Linked DNA regions of Homo sapiens: region 1 is linked to region 2. A link is an interaction called in ENCODE POLR2A ChIA-PET data of the cell type or tissue named here. Cell type or tissue: PC-3. All regions are shown on one strand. Each heading gives the region's core, and the rest is flanking DNA. Links, peaks and the distances in the headings are about the cores only. Region 1 overlaps LOC124909436 (a long non-coding RNA gene). Region 2 overlaps CPNE4 (copine 4).

Evidence for each region. ChIA-PET counts read pairs that join two places held together with the same protein. Peaks named below come from ENCODE experiments on the same cell type or tissue, not always from the same donor. Only the 100,000 strongest peaks of a DNase experiment are listed, where the experiment ranks them.
Region 1: POLR2A ChIA-PET joins it to region 2 with 6 read pairs; 2 of 35 experiments call an interaction of 5 or more read pairs at or near these places.

What each region holds. Positions count from the first base shown.
Region 1 is chr3:132,547,637-132,553,019 of GRCh38, forward strand. LOC124909436 (a long non-coding RNA gene) reads left to right here. Exons shown (of 2, transcript XR_007096094.1): 1 at 1-3,142; 2 at 4,336-5,383. Among named protein-coding and RNA genes, the nearest start is that of ACKR4, 47 kb to the right of the region's middle. In PC-3, for the core only: no CTCF peak of the experiment used is centred there; a DNase peak (open chromatin) is centred at 2,465; H3K27ac peaks cover 1,136 bases.
Region 2 is chr3:131,544,964-131,550,346 of GRCh38, forward strand. It overlaps CPNE4 (copine 4), which reads right to left. Exons shown (of 16, transcript NM_130808.3): 14 at 4,984-5,117. Among named protein-coding and RNA genes, the nearest start is that of MRPL3, 45 kb to the left of the region's middle. In PC-3, for the core only: a CTCF peak has its summit at 4,568 (motif pointing right); no DNase peak of the experiment used is centred there; H3K27ac peaks cover 31 bases.

The sequences.
Region 1 (5,383 bases), core at 228-5,227, 1.0 Mb after region 2:
GGTTGAACTCTGAAATATATATCTTTGATTAAAAATAAAAACTAAACTATAAAAAAAATTAAGGAGAAATTAAAAATCAGTAAAACCGAAACAAAAATTAGCAGCTTTTGTACATGCAATGCAAACAATGTGTGGTAAATATAATAGAAAAAAAGGCAACATTAAATTGGTTAAAAAAAAATTCAGAAACAATTTTTTTTTAACCAATTGAATGTTGCCTTTCCAAAACTACCTATGGCCTGCCTCACCTCCATCCTGTGCCTATAAAGACCCCAGACTCAGTTGGTAGAGGAGAGAGAGGTGGCTTGATTTTAGTGAGGTGGCTTCACTTCAGTGAGGCAGCTTGACATCAGAGAGACAGCCTGACTTCAGAGAAGAGCTGGCCAGACTTTGGGGAAGAGATGCTGGATTTCAGGGGAAGACTACCTGCCCATCCCATCCCCTCTTCAGCTCCCCCTCTCTGCTGAGAGCCATTTCCATCTCTCTTAATAAAATTGTCTGCCTTCACCATCCTTCAAGTGTTCATGCAACTTCATTCTTCTTGGACACTGGACAAGAGCTTGGGACCCACCAAACTGCAGGGACCCACAAAAAGTCTGTCACACCAATGGAGGAAGTAGACTGCCAAGGTCAACAGGTTTATGTTGATCAGCCTGAGAACCAGCAGCCATGACCACATGTGTAAGCAGGCTGTGAAAGGAGCTCATTTGCTCCTCTGGGGGAAGGGGAGCTTACTTTTCCGCACAGGGACCATCCACATCTGATGAGCAGGCCATCCCTCCAGCCTTACGTCATGGCTGAGTTCCTTAACAGCAGAAAGTTCGTTTGGCCTTTTTGTGGACAGAGATGGGAGTTACAATGGTCTAAACTGAATGAAATGCAGCAAGTAAGCCCTTCCGGGACCATTTCCCCTGAAGCCAAAAACCTTATTATGAACAATTTTCCAGAGGGTAGCTTGGGAAAGAATAATGATTACCAGTTTGATTTTTTTTTTTTTTTTGAGACAGGATCTCACTCCTGTCACCTAGGCTGGAGTGCAGTGACGTGATCACAGCTCACTGCAGCCTTGACTTCCCAGGCTCAGGTGATCCTCCCACTGCAGCCTCCTGAGTAGCTGGGACTACAGGCATGTGCCACCACAACTGGCTAATTTTTTATATTTTTAGTAGATATAGGGTTTCACCATGTTGTCCAGGCTGGTCTTGAACTCCTGGGCTCAAGCAATCTGCCTGCCTCAGCCTCCTAAAGTGCTGGGATTACAGGTGTGAGCCACTGCACCCAGCCCGGTTTTGAATTTTATAAAAAATGTTTTCTCCATTTCCCATGACAAGTTCATTCTGAATCCCACTGAATTGGGAAGAGTCTTTGGCTCATAAATCAACTATGTAATCTCAAGAGATTTGAATTCACACACACTTCAATTCCTATGTATTGCTATGCATTGGAGACAACCTTTTTTGGCAGTCAGAAAACCTAAACACCTTGCACAAATACCAATTTTCCTTCAAATGATCTTTAGCAATATCTGTATTACAGGATCTTTGGTAAACTAGAAGCTCTTAGCAATTCCTTTTCATGCTAGGTTTGAATTTTATTTTTTTTGTTTAATACATGAGATGGACTAGAGTCAACTTTGCCCTTGCCGGTGGAGGGCAGCCACCCCATGCAAGGAGGCAAGGGGCCAACTGAGCTGTTAATACACAGCCGTCCATGGACAGCAGAACTAAAGGAGCATTGTTATACCCACTCTGGGGCCTCAAGGTCGCAGGCAGCCCCCTACAACCTGGGCACCGCTGCACGGAGCTTTCTCCCGCTGGTGTCTGGAGTGACCAGCTGGGTCCTGCACTCACTCACTTGCACCTGGTCTGGCTGTAGGCCCCACCTAGAGCTTGTTCCTAGGTCAGCGCCCGGAGTGGCCAGTCAGATCCTGCACTTGCTCACTCACATGATCCTTCCTGCAAGGGGTTGAGCATGGTGAGTGGAGTAAACGTTCACCCTTGTCACAAGTTCAATGAAGGGGCCGAGAAAAATTATGCACTATTGCCATGCCAGTGCTATGAGCATTGTACTTGACTCTCACATCTCTCTTACCACACTACTTCTAATTTACTGTATTCTATTACTTCTACATCTTCAATATCTCTAACAATCTATGTCTGGTACACCTACTGTCATGTGGGCCTCTAACATGTCTTCCATGGGTCAATGCAACAGGATCCTGACTGGTCTTCCTGCTTCTGATATAGGCTGAATCCAACCCCTTCTTCATGGAGTAGTATTTCTACTGCCCATCAGTGATTCCACTGCTCTTAGGACCAAGTCCAATGCCTCATCTTGGATTGTGAGGCCCTTTGTGATCTGGCCCCTTCTTTGTCTGGCATCATCTCTCCATAACAGGAAACAGTAACCTTTACCAATTGACATTAAGAAAGCCACAGGTTGTGTCTGAGTCTGTACTGTGTGGGCTAGTTTCCAAAATTATGATGAGTAATTTCAGTTTCAGGCCAGTCTTCCCTGACCTCAAAATATTTCCAGAAGGCCAGCTTCTCAGCCATTTGGGGCTGTGGGACTGGAGTTCCCAAATAAAGAGAAATGCCACCTATTGTATTTTCCTACTTCTTGCTTCTAGGCTCTTTTGTTGAAGTTGCTTCAGACTCATCATGCACACTGTCCTCAGTGGCAATGGCTCTTAAATAAAACAGAATTTGCCAGTGTTTCTCTTTTGTTTTCTATGTAAAAACCAGCTTATTTTCTCAAGGTTTTGTGGTTGACAAAAATCCTGCCCTATCTAGTAGGAAAGGGTGGGGTTATTAGATTAAGTAAGTTGTCAGTTGAATGAACTATCTGCTCCTTAGGACAAGGACACTAGGGACCTTGTCACCTGTGCATCCTCCACAGGCATCTGTAAGGACTCCTTGAATTGTTCAGAATTGCATGTGTTCTCTGTCTCCTCTGAAATTAATCTGGTGTTCTTTCAAGTCAAATTGATCTAGTGTTGTGTTGCTTCGACTAGATATAAATAAGAAATCCTATTGATTTGATACACTCTGAAGTGTTTGGAGAGCAAAGACACCACTGAACAGGAAGGAAGTATTTTAAGCCCCTCAGCCTACGTGCTCCACATCTGGGAAAATATTACACTGTGAGTGGCTGTTTCTTCCTCATTTCTTATCTTCTAGATGTTGTTTGTCTCAAACTTTGCCAGCAAAAGGAAAGTTAAAAATAGAATAAAGAAAATTCCCTTAGCATGTGAAGATCACAACATATTATGGATTTGCCCACTAAATTATTTATTCCTTTAAGATTAAATTAGTCCAGCTGTCTTAGAGGGCTGGAAGAAGACCTCTTGCAGAAAGGTTTCTACTGGATTTAGAATTTAGAATCTGACTTCAACCAGTGGAGGAGGTAAACTGCCAAGGTCAACAGATCTGTGTTGATCAGCCTGAGAACCAGCAGCCATGACCACATGTGAGAGCAGGCTGTGAAAGGAGCTCATTTGCTCCTCTCAAGAAGGGGAGGTTACTCTTCCACACAGGGGCCATCCACATCTGATGAGCGGGCTATCCCTCCATCCTTACATCATGGCTGAGTTCCTTAATAATAGAAAGTTTGTTTGGCATTTTGTGGACAGAGATGGGGATTATGATGGTCTAAACTGAATGAAATGCAGCAAGTAAGCCCTTTCAGGACCATTTCCCCCAAAGCCAAAAAGCGTATTCTGAACAATTTTCCAGAGGGTAGCTTGGGAAAGAATAATGATTACCATTTTGAATTTTTTCTTTTTTTTGGAGACAGGATCTCACTCTTTTTGCCCAGGCTGGAGTGCAGTGATGTGATCACATGTGGCTCACTGCAGCCTCGACTTCCAAGGCTCAGGTGATCCTCCCACCACAGCCTCCTGAGTAGGTGGGACTACAGGCATGTGTCACCACAACTGGCTAATTTTTTGTGTTTTTAACAGCTACGGGGTTTCACCATGTTGCACAGGCTGGTCTTGAACTCTTGGGCTCAAGCGATCTGCCTGTGTCAGCCTCCTGAAGTGCTGGGATTACAGCTGTGAGCCATTGTGCCCAGTCCAGTTTTGAATTTTATAAAAAATGTTTTCTCCATTTCTCACAACAAGATCATTCTGAATCCCACTGAGCTGGGAAGAGTCTTTGGCTCATAAATCAACTGTGTAATCTTAAGAGATTTGAGTTCACATACACTTCAATTCCTATGTATTGCTATATATTGGAGCCAACCTTTTTTGGCAGTCAGAAAACCTAACCAGCCTGCACAAATAACAATTTTCCCTCAGATTATCTTCATTTTTATTTATTTATTTATTTTTAGATGGAGTCTCACTCTGTTGCCGGGCTGGAGTGCAGTGGCACGATCTTGGCTCACTGCAACCTCCGCCTCCTGGGTTCAAACGATTCTCCTGCCTCAGCCTCCCGAGTAGCTGGGATTACAATATCACAGGATTGTTGGTAAACTAGAAACACTTAGCAATTCCTTTTCATGCTAGGTTTTTTCTTTCCTTAAATACAGGAGATGGACTACAGTCAACTTTTTCCTTCACCAAACAAGATATATAAAATCACTATTGTGAATGGAAAATAAATTTTGGGACCCCCAAATCACTAAGCCAAAAGGGAAAGTCAAGCTGAGACTTTTGCTTAGTGCAAACCTGCTTCCCATTCTATTCCTTAAAAAGATAGCTACTAAGACAAAAAAGCTATGTACCTCCCTCACAATTTGTCCACAGGAAAATTCCTTGTGGACAAAGGACAGACAGAATTCAAAGTCTTCCCTCTGCTCATTGAGATAAGTGCATATCTGATTGCTTACTTTGGAAAGGCTAACCAGAAACTCAAAAGAACGCAACCATTTGTTTCTTATCTATTTATAACCTGGAAGCCCCCTCCCCGCTTCAAGTTGTCCCACCTTTCCGGACTGAACCAATGTACATCTTACATATATTGATTGATATCTCATGTCCCCCTAAAATGTATAAAACCAAACTGTGCCCCAACCACCTTGGGCACATGTCGTCAGGACCTCCCGAGGCTGTGTCACAGGCATGTCCTTAACCTTGGCAAAAGACAAAACAAAACAAAACTTTCTAAATTGACTGAGACTTGTCTCAGGTATTTGGGGTTCACACTATGCTCCCTTAATTATCATAGTGGACAATTGTTTGGGGCTGCTCAGCATCCATCTCTATTTCTAATAATGTCCCAAGTCTTTTTCTCCCCACTGAGTGTGAGTTTGGTGAGAGGGTGACCTCTGAAACTGTGAGGACCAAGGGGCTACAGCTGAGTGGCCCAATACAGTAGCCACTAGCCACACATGACTACTGAGCACTGAAATCGGGCTAATGTGATTGAATTTTTTTAAA
Region 2 (5,383 bases), core at 155-5,154:
ATACTACCACATTGAGAAACTTTAGAGTCGTAATGTTCTACAGCAGAGGTCAGGAAACTATTTTTTGTCAAGGGACATTAATAAGTATTTTAGGCTTTGTAGACCATAATGGTCTCTGTCACAACTACCTAACACTGCCACTGTAGTGTGAAAACAGCCATAGACAATATTTAAAATGAATATGAGAGGCTGTGTTCCAATAATATTTTATTTATGGACACTGATTTTTAATGTCACAAAATCTTCATATGTCACAAAATACAAATATTATTCTACTTTTGATTTTTTCAACAATTAAAAAATCTAAAAACCATTCTCAGCTTGCAAGCCATTGAAAAACAGTTTAGTTTAGTTATAGTTTATTGACTGCTGATCTAAACTAGGGGTTCTTAACCTGTCTCCATGGACTACTGCAAGATTTAAGGCAGTCTGTAAACTTGGGGTAAATTACATTTTTATTTTCACTAATCTCTAAGTAAAATTTATCATTTTTTCACTATAAGTGTAATCAACAAATCAAATTAATATTAGTTCTACTTGTGGCTTAGTTATTAATAAAAAAACACATATTTTCCTGTTATATTACAGTACCTACATATATTTCAATGTATTATTTATGTTTAACACAACTTAGAAATTACAGAATTATTAGACAAACTACTGGTTCTCATAATTTAAAATGTAAATACAGAAGCATTTTATTACTGTATTTATGATGTCTCCATCTTCCTTTTAAAAAATATTTTGCTAACTGCATTTCAATATAATTGGTTTACTTTATAATATGGGTCTTATGTTGTACATTTAAAAATACTTCTGGCTGGGTGCAGTGGCTCACGCCTGTAATCCTAGCACTTTGGAAGGCCTAGGTGGGCGGATCATGAGGTCAGGAGATCAAGACCATCTTGGCCAACATGGTGAAACCCTGTCTCTACTAAAAATACAAAAATTGGCTGGGCGTGGTGGCACGTGCCTGTAATCCCAGCTACTCGGGAGGCTAAGGCAGGAGAATCATTTGAACTAGGGAGTCAGAGGTTGCAGTGAGCTGCCACTGCACTCCAGCCTGGCAACAGAGCAAGACTCCATCTCAAACAAAACAAAACACAAAAAACCACACACACAAAAAAACACAAAAAACCACTTCTGAGAAGGGATCTATGAACTTTATCAGCTGCTAAAGGGGTTTGTGGAACAATAAGTTTAAGAACTCCTGGTCTGAAGAGATTGTCAGGATTCTGGAATCTGATCCTGCCAGGTTTCATCTAGCTAAAGGCACTAGGCTGTAGACTGCAGGATCGAAACCTGATAGAAATTTCCAATAAAGCAAACAATAACAGTTCCTTCTAAAGTCAGACTGGGAAAATGCTCATGGATGAAATATTATAGTCTTTGAATATACTTGAGGTCCTGTTTAGATAAAGAGGGGCATTTTTTACCTGGAAGAGTTCCACAAAATCAAGGGGAAAATCCTATAGCAACAGACTCCCTGGCACAGCTTGCCAAAGATGTTCAAGTTTATGACCCTTAGAGATAACAAGGGACTCTGGACCACAGACTTTTCAAAGAACAGGAGAAACCTCTGGGGAAAAGCTTATGTTCTTGGTCTATAGGGGTAATTTATATGGAGATGTGTGGGTTGGATGCTTCTTACTTGTAGTCCCATTTAATGACCTGTCCTTTCATTGCAGACCCAGCTATCCCTGAGGGAGTGAGTGATGGCCAAAAACTCATGCTGTTCTATATCAGCCTGAAATCCAGACCTTTGTTAGTTCTGTTCTCTTTTTAGCCATGTGAGTCCTGGTACCCCAGAGGGGATGAGATCATCCAATTTTTAAACTGGGCCCCAGGGAGCCCTTAGGGATGCCTTGGATGCTCTTGAGGATAAGGGAGCTAAAGAGAATGGACAAGTTTCTGACTCTACTCCTTAGACCAAATTTGGCAAGAATAGTGTATTTTTTAAGTCTATTTTATATGTTGAGTTTCTAAGCAAGTTATCATTTGAAGAATTGGTTCTGGTGCTGAAAAAAGGTTAAAAAATAAAATAAAATAATGGTCACATCCAAACCTTATTCCTAAATCTTGCATCTATGAAGGTTCAAATTTGCTCCAAGACCTCTGTGGTCAGAAAGAGATGCATTTGGGGAAGCCTTTGCAGGGCCCACGCACTGGTGGAAATGTTGGTCTATAATCCTGAGAAGTGTTGGTGGTTAGCCAGATGCATTGGCTCATGCCTATAACCCCAGAACGTTGGGAGGCTAAAGAAGGAGGATTGTTTGAGCCCAGGAGTTTGAGACCAGCCTGGGCAACATAGCAAGACCCCACCTCTACAAAAAATATAAAAATTAGCTGGGCGTGGTGGCACATGCCTTTGGTCCCAGCTATTTGGGAGGCTGGGGCCAGAGGAATGCTTCAGCCCAAAAGGTTCAAAGCTGTAGTGAGCCATGATTGTGCCACTACACTTCAGCTTGGGTGATAGACCAAGACCCTGTCGCAAAAAAAAAAAAAAAAAAAAAAAAAAAAAAAAAAAAAAAAAAAAAACCTAATAGTGTTCATGGCTTCTGAAAAGAAGAGGAAAAATGAGCAGAGAGGAGTCATGATTTTCTTAGCTTTCACACCTGGAAAAGACTTGGCTTGGATTAAATCCTCAGCATTACTGCTGGACAAGATCTCAGCTTACAGAGTGTCTCTGCCCAGCATAAAGGCTAATATATCCACAGTTTTATATATTCACTATTCTAAAGTAATTATTTGAAGTAACACACACTTAGCTCCCCAGGGTCTCCAGTCCTTTTCACAGTCAAACCACCGGTTAGTGATTTCAAGAACATGATGTAATGAACAGAGGAGATGAGAGAACATGCCCCACAGATCAGACCCATTTGTTTCTTATGGATAGCTATGGGTCACCTGATGGATGTTGTGTAGCAGATTGAAACTGTGGTCAACTATGTTAATAAAAGGACATGGAAAAATTATGAGTCTAAAACAAAATTTTGCTTCAAACTTCCTATTCCCTTGTAGGAATTGCTCATGTCACTCAATGACCCAAGCCCGGAGTAGCTGAAGATGATAATGAGATGTATGGAAGGGCCAGTGGACTGAACCAAAGACATGCAGTGACTGTTGTTCTCTCTAGGGACCTTGGGAATTTGGATCTTTTTAAGTAGGAGAGACTTCAAATTATAATGAAAACAGGAACACTGTATTTTCTGGCGTACAAGATGTGCAATATTTAAGATACACACCAGTTTTACAAAAGAAAATGTAAAGTACTTTTCATTATATATATATATGAAAAGTAGAGTGGCTTTATATGCGTTCTTTAAGTAGTATTTATTAAGCATGTACTGTGTGCAGGCATTGTTTTGTGTACTAGGGATATACTAGTGAACAAGTCTTATTGTAGAGCTTCCATATGAAAGTAGAGAGACATAAAATATACAGGTTAGTAGATGCACCTAAAATATTTCAGATGATGATGGGTACTAAGAAGAAAAGTAAAGCTGAGACATGGTGCGGGTGGGTGGGTTGGCTATTTTAGATAAGGTAGCCAGGGGGAACTTTCAGAGGGGTTGAGAGTTGAGAAGAGATGTTAACACAGTCAGAGAATGGATCATATGGAGGTTTGGGTGAGAGAAACCCTGGCAGGGGAACAGTAAGTGAAAAGGCCTCAAGGTGGGAATATATTTGGTGTGTTTGTGGAACAGCAAGAAGGTCAGTGTGGCTGAAATATAGGGAGCGAAAGAGAAAATGATAAGAATTAAGATCAGAGAGGTAGGCAGAGATTAGATCCTATAATGTCTTCTAAGCCATATCAGGGAATTTAGATTTTACTCCAAGTATGATGAGAAGTATTAGAGAATTTAGAACAAAGGAATGCTGCAATACTAATTATATTTTTAAAAGATCAATCTGGTTTCTGCATGGAGTGCAGATTATAAGTGGGAAAAAGTTAAGGACAGTAGCTAAAGGGCAAAGCAGAGTCAAGGGGGAGATATTAACTTAAAGCAGGAGATATTATTGAATGAGTACTTGTTAATGGGAATGAGTCTTCAGTACAAAGGGAAGTAGAAAAGAAAACAATAGATGATAGGAGAAAGAGCGAGAATATAACTGCAGAGTCAAAGTTCCTGGATAATTCAGAGATGTGCTCAAGTACACAAAAGAAGATGTTGACATGAGGTAGGAGCATGGTCCTCCATCCATTCTAACATGAAGGAAGGCTGAGAACATGAAGACAGTGCAAGAAGGTTAGATGAATTGATGTAAGAAGATAAGGGAGTAGTATTTTTTTAAATAAAAACTCAGTACCCAGGATAAAATTACAGAGCAAACTTCAGACATTGGTAATATTCCACTAAATCTGGAAAAAATCATAAAGCTAAAAAGACATGTATTAATGTTATTAAAATAAATACAGAAGTTATTGTGGTAATATATTTACTTCTAAAATATTAGGGGCAAAACTCAAACTCTGGTCTTGGTTTGCATTTTTCTTAAGAAAAGCAATAGAATATGAAACCAATTTTTGCTGTGATGTTTTGTGCTGCTGCGCTTTACCACCAGGAGGCAGAATCATCCATTGTTTTACTTCCATGGTGCTTTGCTTCCATCTGTAGTATGGGTACCTTAAAAAGCAAGCTTATTTTTAAACCTTTCTTTTTTCTTTTCAAGGACAGGAGGTGGATATGACATACTTTAGTGAATATAGTAGCTTCCATTGTTGAGTTTCTCCTGTGTTCAGACAATGTGGTAGACATTTGACATGTGTCATCTCTTAGCCTCACAACCCAGCAAAGATGGGTTTGATTATCCCCATGTTTCAGATGTCAAGACTGAGGATAGGAGGAGGTTAAGTCATTTGTCCAAATTCACACAGGGAGAAGTGTTGGAATTTATTGTTAGAGTGAGATGGGTCTTACGGCCAATATCCAGGTGAGGAAGAGTAAGCTCCCCTTAGGAGGCAAATAGCCCCCTCCTTACCGATGCCTCCTTGGTGTTAGTTTCCTCTGACGCTGACTTGGCAACCTTCTGGATGATGGGGGCAATGTTGGTGGGACCGTAGAGTTGGAGCTTAGGAAGACAGCTCTGATAGGCTTCCACAACTCCTTGAATTCCTGAGGTGAAATTGGCAAAGATCAACAGCTCCAGAGTCACTCCAAATATATTTATAGCCAAACACACACAAAAGTAAAGCATTAAATATCCCAAATAGTCCTTATCAACATCATGTTTATGTTCTTAAGATAAAAAGGAATACCACATTGCTAGTGTTGCTGTCTCCTTCCCCACTGAAATCATTCTCCTCTTTAAAAGCTAAAGTCAAAAGCAACGATTTCCACAAAATTTTCCCTAATATCCTACTTTATATATAAGATTTCAT